Regions from separate parts of the Homo sapiens genome. Here all the other regions are linked to region 1. A link is an interaction called in ENCODE POLR2A ChIA-PET data of the cell type or tissue named here. Cell type or tissue: endothelial cell of umbilical vein. All regions are shown on one strand. Each heading gives the region's core, and the rest is flanking DNA. Links, peaks and the distances in the headings are about the cores only.

Region 1 (5,998 bases), core at 1,768-4,267:
TCCTGGGCTCAAGCAATCCTCCTGCCTCAGCCTCCCAAAATGCTGGGATTACAGATGTGAGTTACCACACCCAGCTAAGTTTGATTTTTTAATAGAAAACTACATTTATAAAGTTAATTTGAAATGTTACTATCTCATAATTCACTGTTAGCTTAAAACCATCAGTTCCTCTAGAAAAGTGTTGCCTTCAACAAAACTGGTAAGTCATTATCTACATTGAATGTAATAGTGAAATAAATATAAAAAGATTCCTTCACAGTCAGCTCTGTTTTTTATAACCTCAGTTATTCTTCCAACAAATATTTACTGACTCCCTACCATGTGCTATGCCATGTTCTAGTTACTTTCTTTTGTAGACTTTTTCTCCATCCAACCAACAGGTAGTTTCTCACCTATGAACTCACAACACTTACTGCTTTTAATACTTCGACCACAACACCACTCCTAATGACCATTTTTTTTGGGTTTTTTGATTAATGCAATAATTGTAATACATCCCTCACTGTTAACCAGATTTTAAATCAAGGTAGATGGCAAGCATGATAATCAGTCTAGATCTGTGTAAGGGACACAGAAAGCGTTCAGTAAGTGTGCCTAAGGAGGGTGTAATAGTTAAACCTGTATATTTTTATTGGTTAAAAATTCAATCATAGTGGAGAAGGCTTGTAGATACCACCTTAACCAAGTGATCAAAGTTAACATCCCCATTAATGAGACAAACCAATAATATATACCTTCTGGCTAGGCAGGGTGGCTCACGCCTGTAATCCCAGCACTCTGGGAGGCCAAGGCGGGCCAGTCACCTGAGGTCGGCAGTTGGAGACCAGCCTGACCAACATGGAGAAACCTTGTTTCTACTAAAAATACAAAATTAACCAGGCATGGTGGCACATGCCTGTAATCCCAGCTACTCAGAAGGCTGAGGCAGGAGAATCACTTGAACCAGGGAGGTAGAGGTTGCAGTGAGCCGAGATAGCACCATTGCACTTCAGCCTGGGCAGCAAGAGTGAAACTCTGTCTCAAAAAAAAAAAAAAAAAAAGTATATATATATATATATATATATATATATATATATATATATATATAACATGTATATACACATATATACATACATATATCTACATATATACACACATATATAAATACATGTATATATAAATATACATATATAAATATATGTATATATATATAAATATAAATGTGTGTGTGTGTATACACCTTCTGATGTGATACTTAAAGAAAAGCACAGCATCACTTACGGACTCTTCCTGCCAACAATGTGTAACCTAGCTCTAATCATGAGGGAACATCAGACAAACGCAAATGGAGGGATAGCCTATAAAATAACCAGCCTGTGCTTTTTAAAAATATCAATGGATGAAAGATCAAAAAGAGATTGAACCGTCCTTGACTCAGAGTCATGATCACCTAATATAACCTGTGATCTTAGATTGGATCCTGGACCAGAAAAACAAAGAATGAACCTCCCTGGTAAAATCTGATAAAGTCTATTGATTAGATAATATTGTACTGTGTTAAATTTTCTGGTTCTGAACATTGCACTGTATATATAAGTGAGTGCTTCTGTTCTTAGGAAATACCTACTATGGTATATAGTACAGTATTTAGGGGAAAGGGACATTAGGCCTGCAATTTATTCTCTTTTTTATATTTTTATTTTCTTTTTTTATCATGTAATCTTGCTCCTTCTAACGCAATTTACTCTCAAATGGTTCAGAAAACAATAACCTGTATGTATGTGTGTGTACATATATATGTGTGTATATATATAGGTATATATAATGAAATTACATATATATAATTAGATATATATTAGATCTATATATAGAGATATGTAAATGAAATTTCATTATGTTAACAATTGGTGGATATGGAAGAGTATGAGGGCTCTTTAAACCATTCTTGTAACTTTTCTATAAGTTTGAGATTATTTCAAATTACGAATTTAAAGCAGTTCAGTGGTAGGAAGTGATTTTCATCTTCACTTGGTGGTCTGTTATGTGCCTGCATTGCAGATATGATTTTGATTCATAAGCATAGCTTTGCTTTTCTCAGAAATCTTTTCCTGCTGAGTCCTCCCTTCCCTGCCATCAAGTACAGAAGAGAGCACTCAGAGGTGCTCAAAAAATAAAAGAGCATGTGTTGTTTAAAATAAAAGACTGCTACAAATGTCTACCTGCTGCTTCAGAAATGTTCCACCTGCTGCCCCAGATTCAGCATCTGGCAGCCCACGTGGTTAAAGAATGTCAGCAGCTGTAATCCCAGCTACTCAGGAGGCTGAGGCAGGAGACTCGCTTGAACCTGGGAGGCGGAGGTTGCAGTGACCTGAGATCGCACCACTGCACTCCTGGGTGACGGAGCAAGACTCCATCTCAAAAAAAAAAAAAAAAAGAAAAGAAAAGAAAAAAAAGAGAGGGATTAAAAAAGAACGTCAGCAGCATTTGCAAGATTCAGAGATACTGTGGCTACCCCTTTGAGTAGGGAACACAGTGAAGAATGAAGAAAACAATACCAGTTTCTTTTTTTTTTTTTTTTGAGACGGAGTCTTGCTTTATCGCCCAGGCTGGAATGCAGTGGCGCGATGTCGGCTCACTGCAAGCTCTGCCTCCCGGGTTCACGCCATTCTCCTGTCTCAGCCTCCCGAGTGGCTGGGACTACAGGTGCCAGCCACCACGCCCGGCTAATTTTTTTTGTATTTTTAGTAGAGACGGGGTTTCACCGTGTTAGCCAGGATGGTCTCGATCTCCTGACCTCGTGATCCACCCGCCTCGGCCTCCCAAAGTGCTGGGATTACAGGCGTGAGCCACCACGCCCAGCCAACAATACCAGTTTCAGTAAAGCTGCAGAAATCTCCCAGGAGCCAAGTAGCTCTTTCACTGGCTGCTTTATCCTGATGCCACTCAATACAATGGGCACAAGCAACATCTAAATGAGCGATTCATAGACAGACTCTGAGGGGGACTTACCAATGATAGACATTCGCTTCCGGTCACTGTTGAAGTCCAAAATGGCAAGAACATTGTAAGTCCTTTCAGTGCCCAGTTCACTGATGGTGATGGTGTTCTGGGTCCTGGCGAGGAAGGCAAAGCCAAAGTTCCTGGCAGCGTTTACCAGGGCACCTTCATCGGGAGAGGCTGCCTGGTAGTTGAGCTGACCTAACAAGGAAGCGAGAGAAATCCCAGAAAAGCTGTAAAAACAAATGCAGAGCTCATTGTTGAGGCCTCTGCTGAGGCTCCTGTGGGGGTCAGATGGGCTGCAAAGCCCAAAACATCCCCAGGAAAACGAGTCATTGACTTGGAAGGGTTATGCCAAGATTAAAACTTCTTTGTTTTATCTTGACTTATAAACAGTAATATAAACTAAAAAAGAAACATTGGTGGAGAATGAGGGAAAATTCCCATAATCCCACCATCCACAGGAGAAACAACAGGTGTTGACATTTTATCATTCCCTCCAGTGCCTTTTAAAATGTCTGTATCTGAAATTGTTTCTATCAAGCTGAATATACATTTACATCCTGATTATTTTAATGCTGTATCTGAGCATATTGCCATCCCTTTTTAAATTCTTTATAAACATTTGAACAAATGTAAATATGTTATCATTTTCCCATTACAGACACTTAATTTCCAAATTTTTTTACTCTCAAAAAGTCACACTTTAATAACCCTTTTGTATGTGTGTAAAGATTTTTCTGTTTCTTTTTTCTTTTTAGAGACAGAGGTCTCCCTATGTTGTCCAGGCTGCTCTTGATCTCCGGGGCCCAAGTGATCCTTCTGCCTCAGCCTAATGAGTCGCTAGGGCTACAGGCTCATGTCACCTCACCTGGCTTATTCTCTTTCTTTCTTGTTTTTCTGAAACAGGGTCTCACCGTGTTGCCCAGGTTGCAGTGCAGTGGCACGATCATGGCTCACTGAAGCCTCAATCTCCCCAGGCTCAGTGATCCTCCTACCTCATCTTCCCATGTAGCTGGGATTACTGGTACACGCCACCACACCTGGCTAATTTTTTGTATTTTTTGTAGAGACGGGGTTTCACCATGTTGCTCAGGCTGGTCTCAAACTCCTGGACTCAAGTGATTCGCCTGCCTCAGTCCCTAAAGTGTTCGGATTACAGGCATGAGCCACTGCCCCTGGGCCCCTGGCTTATTTTCTAAGAGCAGATTCCTATTAGGAAAATACTGAGCCAGAGAACACTGATAATTTTAAAACTCATTGGTATACAATACTAATTTGTTTTCCAAGAAGGTTGTACCAGTTTATCTTCCCTCTAAAAAAGTATGTTTTCTTTCTTTCTTTCTTTTTTGTTTTTTTGAGACAGTCTTACTCTGGCACCAAGGCTGGAGTGCAGTGGCACCATCTCAGCTCACTGCAGCCTTGATCGCTTCAGGCGCAAGTGATCCTCCCACCTCAGCTTCCTGAGTAGTTGGGACTATAGGCGCACATCACCACGCCCAGCTAATGTTTGTATTTTTTGTAGAGACAGGATCTCACCATGTTGCCCAGGCTATTTTTTCTTTACCATAGCTATATTCTCCTTATTAAAAAAAAAAAGAAAAAAAAACCACACAGGCTGGGTGCAGTGGCTCACGCCTGTAATCCCAGCAATTTGGGAGGCTGAGGCAGGTAGATCATGAGGTCAGGAGATGGAGACCATCCTGGCTAACACAGTGAAACTCTGTCTCTACTAAAAACACAGAAAATTAGCCAGGCATGGTGGCACGTGCCTATAGTTCCAGCTACTCGGGAGGCTGAGGCAGGAGAATCACTTGAACCCAGAAGGTGGAGGTTGCAGTGAGCCGAGATCTCGCCACTGCACTCCACCCTGGTGACAGACCGAGACTCCATTTCAAAAAAAAAAAAAAAAAAAAAGAAAGAAAGAAAAGTTGAAACAAACCAACCAACCTTAGTTTGATCACTATCCGATATCTTAATGTTTAAAAGTTAAATAATGGAAAATTGTCTTCTATTCACAACTACATTTCAACAATAAGAATAAGCTAGGTTCAGTGGCACGTGCCTATAATTGCAACTATTCAGGAGGCTGAGGCAGGAGGATCACTTGAGCCCAGGAGTGTGAGGTTACAGTGAGCTTTGATATTCCACTGCACTCCAGCCTGGCTGACAGAGCAAGATGCAGTCTCTTTTAGGAAAAAAGAAAAAACCAATAAGAAGAGGAATAAATCTCACAGCCAGATACACAAAAGAGTACATATGCTACATGATTCCACTGAAATAAGCCAAAAAACTGACAGAGCTAACCTGTGTTATTCGTAGTCAGGAAAGTACTTTTCTTGTAATCACTGGAAAGGAATGTAAAGGGAATTCTAGGGGGATTGATAATGTTCTTTTTTAAAAATCTGGGTGCTCATTACAAGAGTATTGGTTTGTGAAAATTCATTGAGTTATATACTTATGATACGTACATATCTCTGTATACACATGTTGTACTTCAATAAAAAGTTTAAAAAATACTCTGCCTACCCAAGATCTTCTATTTTTCTACTCTAGTTATTTTGTCTCAAAATAGAAGGAAAAGCATTTCCGTGGCCAGATGACTTTGGACAGAAAGAGCATTTAGTTTTCCAAAATACTTTGACCAGGATGAAGGCCACAGATGCATGAGCAGCCTCACTTGGAATGGTTGGTGCTCTGGGGTAACGGTGGCAGAGAGAGCTAAACACACCTTCCTTCCTTCCTTCACAATTGGCTCAGAGGATTCACTTTTTAAGTCAATATTAATCACTTCCTAATTAATAATTAAAGATGACACTTAGGGTCTCTCTGTATTTGTTCACTCAGAAAGTCATTCACTAGAAGCTATAAACGCACTTCCTAAATCCGGCCATCTAGCAATCATATACAAATGCTAGAGGGCAAACTATTTAACCAGAGACAAATCAGCAGCGGTGAGAACAAAGCCTTTCCCTTCGGCAACTTAAGTTGGCACAGCGATATATGGCATAATATTGACAGC
Region 2 (5,998 bases), core at 2,341-4,840, 550 kb after region 1:
CAATGTTTATTTTTTCAGCCTGTACTTCTTAGGGTTTTACCAAGTCAGTTTTCATGTGAAGCCATTTTCATATCGTTTCTTTCACCTTGATGGAAATCTTTTCCTTCTTATGTGCTTTGAGTTAAATATGATGTAGTGTGCTAGTAACATAGACGGGGCTTTCCTTTCTACAGGTGGGCTTGAAGTGAGCCTGCCACTCGCTCACCTTGAATCACGGAGGTTTCAGAGGCCGTTGGCCTTCAGGGCAATGGCAGAAGCACATGTTCTCTGCTGTTTTCTGAGTCTATCTTGACTGCGTTCCCAGTGGCCCAGAATTCCCCAAGGGTCACTCGACACACCCTCGTCTACAGTAAATATTTGTGCTTCCTCTGTGCCTGGCCAGGTTTTCTCAGTACCCAGGAGCACAGGTGGGCAGTGGGATGTGGGCAGGCGGTACCCAGATTCCCTCCCACAGGGGCCACAGGGAGGACTTGGGCGCTTCCTGCCAAGAGCCCCCTGCCCTTCAGACTAAGTGGAAATAGAGATCCGGGAGTCCAGTGGACTCAGTGGAGTTCCGTAGAATACATGGAAAACGCACCGCTTTCAGTGATGTAAGCTGTCTTGTTCACTTCACGATTACTCATCTGGCCTGCAGCAGGCAAGAGGATCACATGCAATTATAAACAGCCTCCTCTGACTAAGGTCAGTGACTGGAAACCCTGTCACGTTATCAGAGGTCATTTGGTCATAGATTCTTGGGCAGAAGCCATTGAGAGTCCTGGGGGTGTGATCTTTGAGCCTTTGCCAGTGCTGGGGTTTGACTCCTTTTAGCTCAATTAACTGGGTCCAGGAGTTTATTTTGGCCGAGATCTGCCATGCTGAGTTGACAGGCTTGACACTGGAAGGAAGTCTCTAACTTCATTAGAGGAAATGGCGTGGCAGGCTTTAAGGCATTTTGATATACTCCACTTTTTCTCTCTTGCCCTGTTTTGTTGAGGTTTTCAGGGCCATAACTGTACCTGAGGTTAATCAGTGAGTGATCTATCTGAAAGGAATTTGTTCTCTTTGGGCACCGTCCTGTGTGGTATTATATTTGTATAACTATTTAGCTTAACTCATTCAAAAGGCTATTTAAGTCACTTGTCCTGTTCATTACTTGAAAACAAGTTGTCTTCTCTTTATTCTTTTAGTCAGTTACCAAATATTTCCTAAGTGTCTCTTGTGCTAGACATTGAGGGGCACTCCTTCTCCCTTTCACTTGTCTGTTTTTGTTGAGCTACATTTTTTCCTTAAGTCAGATTGTTCTTTTCCTGTTACTTTTGTTTTCACTTGATTTGTTTATTTATATTTAAATATGTACTTTAACAGTCTTGAAGCATTGGTCTGAATGAGGATGGTGATCAGATTGGGAAAATGCCCCTTAATTTTGGTTTAAAAAAATTTATTTTCTTTAAATTATTTGTTTATTGATAGGGGCCACCCACTCCAGGTGAGTGGTTTCTCTGTGTGTATGGCAGAGGAATGCTCTGTGTCTGGAAAAAAAAGTCACTTAGCTTGAAATATTATGAAAGCTGAAGAGTACAAATGTCAGAGAGAAAGGGGTATTGGGGGGGAAGAGAATGAGAAGACAAGACACAGTCAGGGCCCTGTCACCCGTGTGGAACTGCAGGTCCCTGGAGAGATGATGCATTTATCCCTTTTTAGAGATATTGCCATTAAAAGTTGATCTTGAGCATGACACAGAACTGAAAGCTTTGATGACAAAGCCAGCATCTCAGTTTAGCAATAACCAGGTTAGGGAAAAAACCCCAGAAACTCAACAGTGAGATTCAGCTCAGCAATGTGGGCGGGGAACCCACTGTCCCGCCTTGGGCAGGGAGCAGCCCCAGCCGCTTCATCTGCCTGATGCTGGGTTTTATCCGCTTCACAATTAAATTTCCTTTTTGTTATGCTTGCGCACATCTATATTTGGCTTTGCTTCTTATTTTTTAAGAAAGGGGAGAAGTGTGGGCAAGGTAAAATACAGCTTGCAAGCTCCCAAATGGCAAATGCACCAGTTAGAGTCTAAGTGGCCTCCCAACCTTAAGGTGAAATTCATTTATTCAGCAAATATGTACCAAGCCCATCAGGGACCACTGCTCGAGATACCAGTGCAAATAGAAGAGGCCAAGGGCACATTATTAGGTCCGGAGCCAGTGGCCTGCACAGCCATCTGTGACCACCTACCTCTCTGCTTGCAGGGAACTTCAGCCTGGTGGAGGAGACCCATAATAGCCAAGTCAACTGATAATAGAATTAGTAGTAGTGTTGAGGGACATAAAGAAATCAGGGTAAGGCCATCACAATTACATGGGTGGATGATCTTTTATAAAACAGCACAGTTTTGTTTTCTTCTGCCATGGTATCTCCTAACATTTTCCAGTGTGTCTACTTGCAGTTAATATGGAAGTTGCGGCTGACACTAGGTTAGTGGTTAAAAGAAAACAAGAAAACCAACCTTTAGAAATCTTTAGAAACATCATTATCATAGAAAGCTATAAACTCTTATGTATAGAAGGGTAAGTGGCCATTGATCTTGGAGCAGAATGAATGGATATTTCCTGGAAAAAAATATTTCCACTCATCAAAGATACTCAAGTCTCTTCTCATCTAATCAATATTGGAAACTAGGAATATCCACGCCTATGGAATATCCTCAGAGAGAATTAATTATTCTGCCCTCTAAGAGGTATAGTAGTTTAGACTTAGAAGTAAAGGCCTGAACTTGAGGCTGCACCATTGAAGGCAAAAGTGCCCTTTATCTCCCAGCTTTGTCATTTGCCAAATGCAATTGTGTTAAATTAAGTGACCTCCAATAGCAGAGCTCTATGTTTTCTCCCCTGACCCCCAAGTCAAAATTGATTATAGTAATCCATCAAACCAGGCCTGGCAAATGATGTTTTGCAACTAAAGGATAAATACTGAGGGGGAGGGACGAATGTGAACGCATATGCAGAGCAACACAGTCATGAGACCATTCTATTACTTCCTAAATTTCTTAAAGCTTTTCTGTCTTTTCTGAGCTTCTCAAGTGAGCAGGGGCATGAGTTCCTGTGTTGTGCCTGGGGACAGGGAAGGCTTTGGGACCTACTGTGGTCTTAAGTCTGAGCAGTGCTAATAGCCTCGGCTCACCAAGTGCTGGGCACTGTGCTAGAGGGTGTACAAACCTCTCATCTCATGAGGCCTCACTGCTACAGCTGACAGAGATGACATCCAGTTGTTTTTAGTTGCACATGGCAGAGCTAGAAAACAAACCAGGGTGTGTCAGACTCCAGAGCGCATGCCCTCTGTGATGCCGCTGTGTTACCCTAGATCAAATCAACCAAGCCATCCGTTAAAAAAAAAAACCTGATCTTTGTCAAATATGCAATTGTTATATTTTTGTTAGAGTCTGCCTCTCCAGTGAACGATATTAATTTCCTTCAAGTGGCTACTCACAGATATCACAAAATCAGAAAGCTGCCTACCCTGCAGCCTGTATCTGCCTCCACGTCCCCACATCAGTCCTCCTTGCTGTGCTTCTTGTCTCTTTAGTTTTTATCATCTTCTAACACTGTGAACTTTAGTAATTTATTCTGGATTGTTTGCTACCTGTCTCCCCTTGGTAAAATGTAGGCTCCGCAGAGGTAGAGCGTTTTGTCTGTTTTCTTCACTGGCATATCTCAGGTGCCTAAAACAACCATGCCAGACATGTAGTGGTGCCAGTGACAACTTGTTGAATGAAGAAATGGGAGAAAAAAGCAGACCCCGGAGACTTAGGAGGGTCTGTGTGAGGGAGTCTCCAGGCAGTCTTCCTGGGGGTGTCCTGAAGGACCTCCTGATCGTGATTTTGGTCAGTGTGGAGGCTGTGGTTTCTTCTGAGCTGTCAGTATTTGGAGGTGAGTTGTCTGCAGGTCACCTCATCCCACCTTTACACATTAGTAAAATGGAATTCGCTGGGTGATTCTTAGGACTGTGCGGTCAGTCGAATTACCAGACGTCCCTGCATGCTCTGTCTAAGGGCTGGAGTCTGCTTTCCTTGCTTCTCTTCTAGAAAGAGGTCTGTCCACAAGGGATTAGCCTCGCGAAGTTCCTACTGTTGTTCATTGACCCAGTGAGTGTTTTACCCACTGTGGGTTTTTCCTACCTAATTGCCCCTCTGGTTTTCAGTGTTCAACATGCTGCAGTTACGTGTTCTGCTGTGGTTTTACTTAGCTTAATCCTTTATTAATTGCCTCTTGTTCAAACTCCCTAAGAGCAGATTATCCTTCTCTTTCAGCTTCTGCTCCATTGCTGTTGAACTTTTTTTTGGTCGTGACATCAGAAAAATAACCAAGTGTGAGTCTGATAATAGCAAGTAAGGCTATTTTATTTCTATCCAATTTACCCCAAATTTGAGCAGTATTACACCTTAAAATAATAGAGCTGGCTCTTGCCCAGCATGTGAAAAGTGTATGCTTCACGATGGACAGATATTTTCCAGTATCTACTTACCATAAATCTCAAGATTTACCCTACCCCACTCCAGCCATTACCCCCATGTCCCATTTGCCTAACCTACCCTAGGGCCATCTCAGTGCCCTGTAAAGCAACCTTTGTTGCAGACCCACTGTGTGACTGGAATGTGATGCACACAAGTGACCAAGGCATGGCCCTGTTCGCAAGGAGCTTCCAGACCAATAGCAGAAATGGACACATAAGTAAACAACTGCGCTACTGATAGGCTTCTGCCAACAGGAGTGGAGCTTGAGGGCCAGGAAGCCTTCCCAGAGGCACTGGAGCTTGTTTTAACGTTACGTGCATGCCAGGTGGGGGGCAGGACATTTCTAGCAGAGGAGAAAGCATGCTGTGCTCTGAGAACTAAAAGTCATAGTCACTCCACTTGGTGACATGTATAAGGCACATGGAATAGGGCCAGAGCTGGGCAGACCGTGTATGCCACAATAGTTCGTTGTAGGTTACAAAGAACCAGTGCAGAGTGGGTGAGGCATAGGCTATTTGATTAATAATTTGGCTGCATTGACAAGATACGGAAAAGGCGAGGTTGGGACTTTCCGTGAATTTTCTCCTCAAGGTGCTTAATCAGTGAGGTTGGGATGGCCGGAGGGGGCCCTCATTTGCTTGCCTGGTGCTCAAGCCTGAGGTCCTGGCCTTTAATAGTCAGGGAGGTCTGTGTGGAGGCAGGGTGTGAGCCCCCTCCAAGGAAAGCTGCAGTGTGAAAAGAGGCCCAGGATGAGCGTTGGGGAGTATCCACATACAACTTGATATTCCTAAAGTCTCAGTTCTTTATGGGAAAGCCCATGCACTCTTCCACACTTGGAATTCTTTGCAAAGTGAGTGGTATTTGAGCTTCTTTAGAGTCTTGCTACTCCCACCAGCTGTACTGGCATCACCAGGGAGCTTGTTAGAAATGCAGATTCTCGAGGCGCGGCTCACAACTACCCAATCAGACTACATTTTAACCAGATCCCAGGCAATCCCTGTGCACGTGAAGTGCTAGAACACTGCTCTGCGGTAAAACGACTTTGCTAACCATGGAAGAGGGTGATTTTTTTCCCTTTTCCTTTGGTGTTTTTTATAGGACCTATTTACCTTTTAGAACTTTTTCAGAATTATGGACTGCAGAATATATACAGTGTCAATGTCATTAGCAATTCATTAGTGATATTTGGCTAGAATACATAGTTGTTTCCACACAAATGCCATTTCTTACATTGAGATGGCACATGTCTGGTTAGGACTTGGGCTCATTTGTAAGGAGCCACGCTGCAGGTAGGCATGCTCCCGGGACATTAGTTGCTCAGGTTTCAAACTGCTGCCCCAGCATAGCAGATGGCACGGTAACAAAGTCCCTGTGCACTCTCACATTGCCTGCGGTGATCTATCACACATTTTGTCCCCTAATAACCTAGCTGGGGGGGAGCTCATGTCTCTGTTTGTGCTAATGCTCGCTGTATCCCCAAGTGGCAGTACTTAATATAATTGTCATTGCTCTTTAATA
Region 3 (5,998 bases), core at 1,455-3,954, 150 kb after region 1:
TTGTCACTGTCACTGATGTCTTCCACGCAGCAGAATGTTTTTGGGGCTCATTCAAGCTGTGCACACTCCTTCATTCCTGGTTATAGCCAAATTATACACACACCACTTTTCCTGTGTCTCAGACTGATGTCTGGGTCAGTCATCAATCCTATTCGTCAATTTATTCTCCAAATGCGTCTAGAGCAAATACCATGTGAAACCCATGGTTTTATGGCCCCCAAAGCTCCCAATCCATCTTCTTGTCTCCATCTCTATCATCACCATCCCGGTCTGCCACCGTCTGTCTCTGGGACCAAGGAGCTTTCCAAAAGTGAAATGTTAGCCTTCAACAGTGACTGCCCGCCCCCAAGGACTTCCCGTGATCTTAGAATAAAGACAAAGCTACCTGGCATGGCTATCAACACTCTGCCCAGTCTGGCACTTCCCTCCACTCTGTTTCAACTTCTCTCTTTTGGCTTCAGCTATCCTGTCTTCTCTCAAACACTGTCACTTGCCACCTTGAGGCCTTGGCCTGGAACAGGCCTTATCGCTCACCTGGTTAAGGCCAGTTTACCTTCCAGGCTGCAGGTCAGTGGTCTCTTCCAGGAGAAACCTTTGCCAAAGGAGCCTCATCATAGCTCTCATAATTCTCATATCACTCTGTTCCTTTCCCACTCTGTCTCCCTTCTACACTGGAAGCTCTTTGAGGGTGGGCATTGTCTACTTATGCTCATCATTGGTTTCCCTCTACCTAACAGTGCCTGGATTAGAAATACAGAAAGGACATCCATACCAACATTTATAGTGTGCCCTGTAACCAGACACTTTTATTGATTAATTTTTTTAGTTTTTTAAAATTTTATTTTAAATTCCAGGATACATGTGCAGGACGTGCAGGTTTGTTACATAGGTAAATGTGTGCCATGGTGGTTTGCTGCACCTGTTAACGCATCACTTAGGTATTAAGCCCAGCATGCATTCGCTATTTACCATGATGATCTCCTTCCTCCTGCCCCCCCACCCCAAGCCCCAGCACTGCTGCCCCACCACCAGGCCCTGGTGTGTGTTGTTCCCCTCTGTGTCCATGTGTTCTCTTTATTCAGCTCCCACTTATAAGTGAGAACACCCAGTGTTTGGTTTTCTGTTCCTGCGTTAGTTTGCTGAGGATAATGGCTTCCAGCTCCATCCATGTCCCTGCAAAGGACATGATCTCGTTCCTTTTTATGGCTGCATAGTATTCCATGGTGTATATGTACCACATTTTCTTTATCCAGTCTATCATTGATGGGCATTTGGGTTGATTCCATGTCTTTGCTATTGTGAATAGTGCTGCAGTGAACATATGCACACATGTATCTTTATAATAGAATGATTTATATTCCTTTTGGTATATACCCAGTAATGGGATTGCTGGGTCAAATGGTATTTCTAGTTCTAAGTCTTTGAGGACTCACCACACTGTCTTCCACAATGGTTGAACTAATTTACTTCCCCACCAAGAATACAAAAGTGTTCCTATCTCTCCACAGCCTCGCCAGCATCTGTTGTTTCTTGATTTGTTAACAATTACCATTCTGACTGGTGTGAGATGGTATCTCATTGTGGTTTTCTTTTGCGTTTCTCTAATGGTCAGTGATGTTGAGCTGTTTTTCATGTGTTTGTTGGTTGCATAAATGTCTTTTTTTGAAAATTGACCAGACACTTTTATAAAGACTATCTTGTGTCATCGTTATGATAATCCTATGTGGAAGTTATCTTCAGCTTCATTTTACCAATGAGATAAATGAAACTGTGGTAGTATAAATAAATAACTTGTCTAAAGATACTGAGTAGCAGAGGAAGCATTCCATCCCAGACCCATTGAATTCTCAGATCTAAGATCCTGCCAGGCTGTTTCTGGAATACAGAGCAGAAAATTCCCTCCTGTTCAAGCGCTAACTAGATAAGTCCTTCTTCACAAATGCCAAGTAAGCACAGAAAAAGAGCAACAGGGAAAAAGTTTATGCTCCAAGGAAGAAGTCAACCCCAGACTGCAGGGATCGTGGTGAGATTGTATCAGGATTGGACCTTGGGGAAAGCTTCCTTATATTTGAGACTCATAAAAAAAAAAAAAAAACTCCCCACAGGTGGTCAGTTTGGTTCTTACTGGCTTGCTGGAAGTAAGTTCTCATGTTTCTAAATGCAGACCGGGTATTTCCTTTGGAATGTTCTCACATTGTTTTATTTTTGGGTGTCAACCTTTTCATTTTAGTCCAGCAAAGAACTCCTTGTTCGTTTCCTTTGGGGGATTTATTTTTCCTCCTTTTTCTGAGGCGGCAGTACCTCTACCAGGAAAAACTGATTACCAGTGCTGTCCCCAGAGTTGTCACTGAGGTGTTTCCACCGAAAGCTTCTCTGTCACTTTGAGGTCACCTGAGAGCATGAGAGCCAGGCTCACTGGTGACCTCATCCCTCTGGCCCTATTCCAGCAGCTTAGCTTTGAGCTTCATCATCACAGTGCAGCAGCTGACTACTTGCTAACTAACGTGTTATGCCATTGATAACCAGGAACTTCCTGACTGACGTTGAACGGGAAAAGGATGGCGGATCAGAACCCCTAGAAGGAGGTCATCTTCATATTACAAAGGACAGCCCATTTAGGGAAGTGACTTTGGTGTTGTTTAATAGATTCCCTTTGCTCTGAAGCACCCTGGGTATGTTCTTTTATAATCAAAACAGCTGATCACTTTTCTTACAGAGATAAATTTGCTCAAAAATAATGCATCTATGTATACAATGAAATATTATTCAGCCTTAAACAGGTAGGAAATTCTGACATGTGAATGAACCTTGAGAACATGATGCTAAGTAAAACAAGCCAGTCGCAAAAGGATAAATACTGTACAATTCCACTTTTGTGAGGTCCCTAGAATAGTTAAATTCATAGAGACAGAATGTAGAATGGTGTTTGCCAGAGGCTAGAGCAGAGGCCCCCAGCCCCCAGGCCACAGACCAGTACCAGTCTCACTCACATTACTGCCTGAGCTCCGCCTCCTGTCAGATCAGCTGCAGCATTAGATTCTCACAGGACCACAAACCCTACTGTGAACTGCACAGGCAAGGGATCTAGGTTGTTCACTCCTTATGAGAGTGATGATCTGTCACTGTCTCCCATCACCCCCAGATGGGACCATCTAGTTGCAGGAAAACAAGCTCAGGGCTCCCACTGATTCTACATTATGGTGAGCTGTATAATTATTTCATTATATATTACAATGTAATAATAATAGAAACAAAGTGCACAATAAATGTAATGCACTTGAATCATCCCAAAACCATCCCCCACCCTGGTTTGTGGAAAAATTGTCCTCCACAAAACCAGTCCTTGGTGCCAAAAAGACTGGGGACTGCTGGGCTAGAGAGAGGGGTTAGAGGGAGTTCGTGTTTAATGGGGACAGAGTTGTTGTTTGGGAAGATGAAAAATTTCTGGAGGTGGATGGTGGTGATGGTTGCACAATCATGATTGTACTTAATGTCATTGAACTGTATACTTAAAAATGGTTAAGATGAGGCCCAGTGCAGTGGCTCACACCTGTAATCCCAGCACTTTGGGAGGCCAAGGCGAATGGATCACCTGAGGTCAGGAGTTCGAGACCAGCCTGGCCAACATGATGAAACCTCGTCTCTACTAAAAATATAAAAATTAGCTGGGTGTAGTGGTGGGCGCCTGTAATCCCAGCTACTTGGGAGACTGAGGCAGGAGCTTGAACCTGGGAAGTGGAGATTGCAGTGAGCCAAGACTGCACCATTGCACTCCACCCTGGGCAACAAGAGCAAAACTCCATCTCAAATTAAAAAATAATAATAATAATGGTTGTGATGGTAAATTTTGTGTTGTGTATATTTTCCCACAATAAAAAAATAATGTGCTGAAGATGCTTCTCAAAGTCTTGCCTGCTATCCTGCTACTTGTTCATCAATTGCAATTTGGCCTGCCACCTACCTTCTTGAGGCTTGTTCCTCAAAGTATGGTCCCTGGACCAGGAGCAGCAGCAGTTGGAAGCTTGTTAGACATGCGGCATCTTGGCCAGATGCGGGGGCTCATGGCTGCAATCCCAGCACTTTGGGAGGTCGAGGCTGGCAGACTGCTTGAGCTCAGGAGTTCAAGACTAGCCTGGGCAACACAGCGAAACCCCATCTCTACAACAAATATATATATATATATAAAAATTAGCCAGATGTGGTGGCATGTGCCTGTAATCCCAGCTACTTAGGAGGCTGAGGTGGGAAGATGGCTTGAGAGCAGGAGGCAGAGATTGCAGTGAGCTGAGATCAAGCCACTGCACTCCAACCTGGGAGACAGAGCCAGACGCTGTCTCAAAAGAAGGAAGGAAGGAAGGAAAGAAAGAAAGAAATGCAAATGACTTAGGCCAGGTGTGGTGGCTCATGCCACTAATTCCAGCACTTTGGGAGGCCAAGGTGGGAAGAGCATTTGAGGCCAGGAGTTTGAGACCAGCATGGTCAACATGGTGAAATGTTGTCTCTACTAAAAATATCAAAATTAGCTAGATGCGGTGATGCACACCTATAATCCCAGCTACTCAGGAGGCTGAGGCATGAGAATCACTTAAACCCTGGAGGCAGAAGTTGCAGTGAGTCAAGATTGTGCCACGGCCCTCCAGCCTGGGTGATAGAGCAATACTCTGCCTCAAAAAAAAAAAAAATGAAAATGATTTATATGCAGGTTAAGGTTTGTGGAGGGCTGTTCTGGATCAGTGGTGGGCAAGTCTGCAGGCACACTGGAATCACCTGTGGAGTTTTAAAATTACTGATTTGATTGGTTTAGTGTGGCCAGGCATCAGGATTTACAACTGCTCACATTAGAATTCAAGTAATTCTAGTGTGCAGCCAAGGTTGGGATCAACAGATCTGGATTATCTTTTCTTCTAACCCTTCAGTGTTTTCACACTTTTCTCATCTCAGTGAACACTTATTTCCTGGGGCATCATTTCTGCTTGATTCTTTTTAATCATTTCAATTCCTTTGTTAAATTTATCTGATAAGATTCTGAATTCATTCTCTGTGTGATCTTGAATTTCTTTGAGTTTCTTCAAAACAGCTATTTTCAATTATCCGTCTGAAAGGTCACATATTTCTGTCTCTCCAAGATTAGCCCCGGTGCCTTATTTAGTTTGTTTGGTGAGGTCACTTTTTCCTGGATGGTCTTGATGCTTGTGTATGTTTGTTGGTGTCTAGGCATAGAAGAGTTAGATATTTATTGTAGTCTTTGCAGTTTGGGTTTCTTTATATTCATCATTCTTAGGAAGGCTTTACAGGTATTCTAAAGGACTTGGGTGTTGTGATCTACATTTGTGGTCACTGCAGCTGTATCTGCATTAGGTGCTACCCCAAGCCCAGTAACACTACGGTTCTTGCAGAGTTATAGAAGCCTTGGTGTCTTGGATAAGATCCAGAAGAATTCTCTAGATTACCAGACAAAGACTCTTGTTCTCTGCCCTTATTTTCTCCCAAACAAACAGTCTGTCTCTCTGTGCTGAGCTGCTTGGAGCTAGGGGAGGGGTGACACAAGCACCCCTGTGGCCACCACCACTGGGACGGTACTGGGTCAGATCAAAAGCCAGCACAGAACTGGGTCTTGCCCAAGGCTTGCTGTAACCACGACCTACGTTCGCTCAAGGCCCTAGAGTTCTCTAATCAGCTGATGGTGAAGCCAGCCAGCCTTGTATCATTCCCTTCGGGGTGGCAAATCCCCTGAGTGGGTCCAGAGATGCTATCCAGGAGCTAGGGCCTGGAGTTGGAAACCTTAGGAATCTATCTGGTGCTCTATTCTACTGCAGCTAAGCTAGCACTGAAACCACAAAAAAAATAAAAATAAAAAAAAAATAAAAAAGCTCTTCCCACTCTTCCCTCCCCTTTCCCCAGGCAGAGGAGTCTCTCCCCGTGTCCACCACTCACCACTCCCACAGGTGCATAGGGAAGGTGACTGACTGCCAGGACACCACCAATGTGCCCTTAAGGC

What was found. ChIA-PET counts read pairs that join two places held together with the same protein. Peaks named below come from ENCODE experiments on the same cell type or tissue, not always from the same donor. Only the 100,000 strongest peaks of a DNase experiment are listed, where the experiment ranks them.
Region 2: POLR2A ChIA-PET joins it to region 1 with 5 read pairs; 2 of 35 experiments call an interaction of 5 or more read pairs at or near these places.
Region 3: POLR2A ChIA-PET joins it to region 1 with 5 read pairs; 3 of 35 experiments call an interaction of 5 or more read pairs at or near these places.

The regions. Positions count from the first base shown.
Region 1 is chr18:57,671,846-57,677,843 of GRCh38, forward strand. ATP8B1 (ATPase phospholipid transporting 8B1) reads right to left here. Exons shown (of 28, transcript NM_001374385.1): 16 at 2,989-3,177. Among named protein-coding and RNA genes, the nearest start is that of ATP8B1-AS1, 45 kb to the left of the region's middle. In endothelial cell of umbilical vein, for the core only: no CTCF peak of the experiment used is centred there; a DNase peak (open chromatin) is centred at 3,276; H3K27ac peaks cover 1,556 bases.
Region 2 is chr18:58,223,554-58,229,551 of GRCh38, forward strand. The region is part of intron 2 of NEDD4L (NEDD4 like E3 ubiquitin protein ligase); the gene reads left to right. Among named protein-coding and RNA genes, the nearest start is that of NEDD4L, 180 kb to the left of the region's middle. RefSeq lists enhancers at 1-377, 1,597-1,696. In endothelial cell of umbilical vein, for the core only: no CTCF peak of the experiment used is centred there; no DNase peak of the experiment used is centred there.
Region 3 is chr18:57,817,760-57,823,757 of GRCh38, forward strand. No RefSeq gene overlaps it. Among named protein-coding and RNA genes, the nearest start is that of ATP8B1, 17 kb to the left of the region's middle. RefSeq lists a silencer at 5,285-5,485. In endothelial cell of umbilical vein, for the core only: no CTCF peak of the experiment used is centred there; a DNase peak (open chromatin) is centred at 2,462; H3K27ac peaks cover 2,097 bases.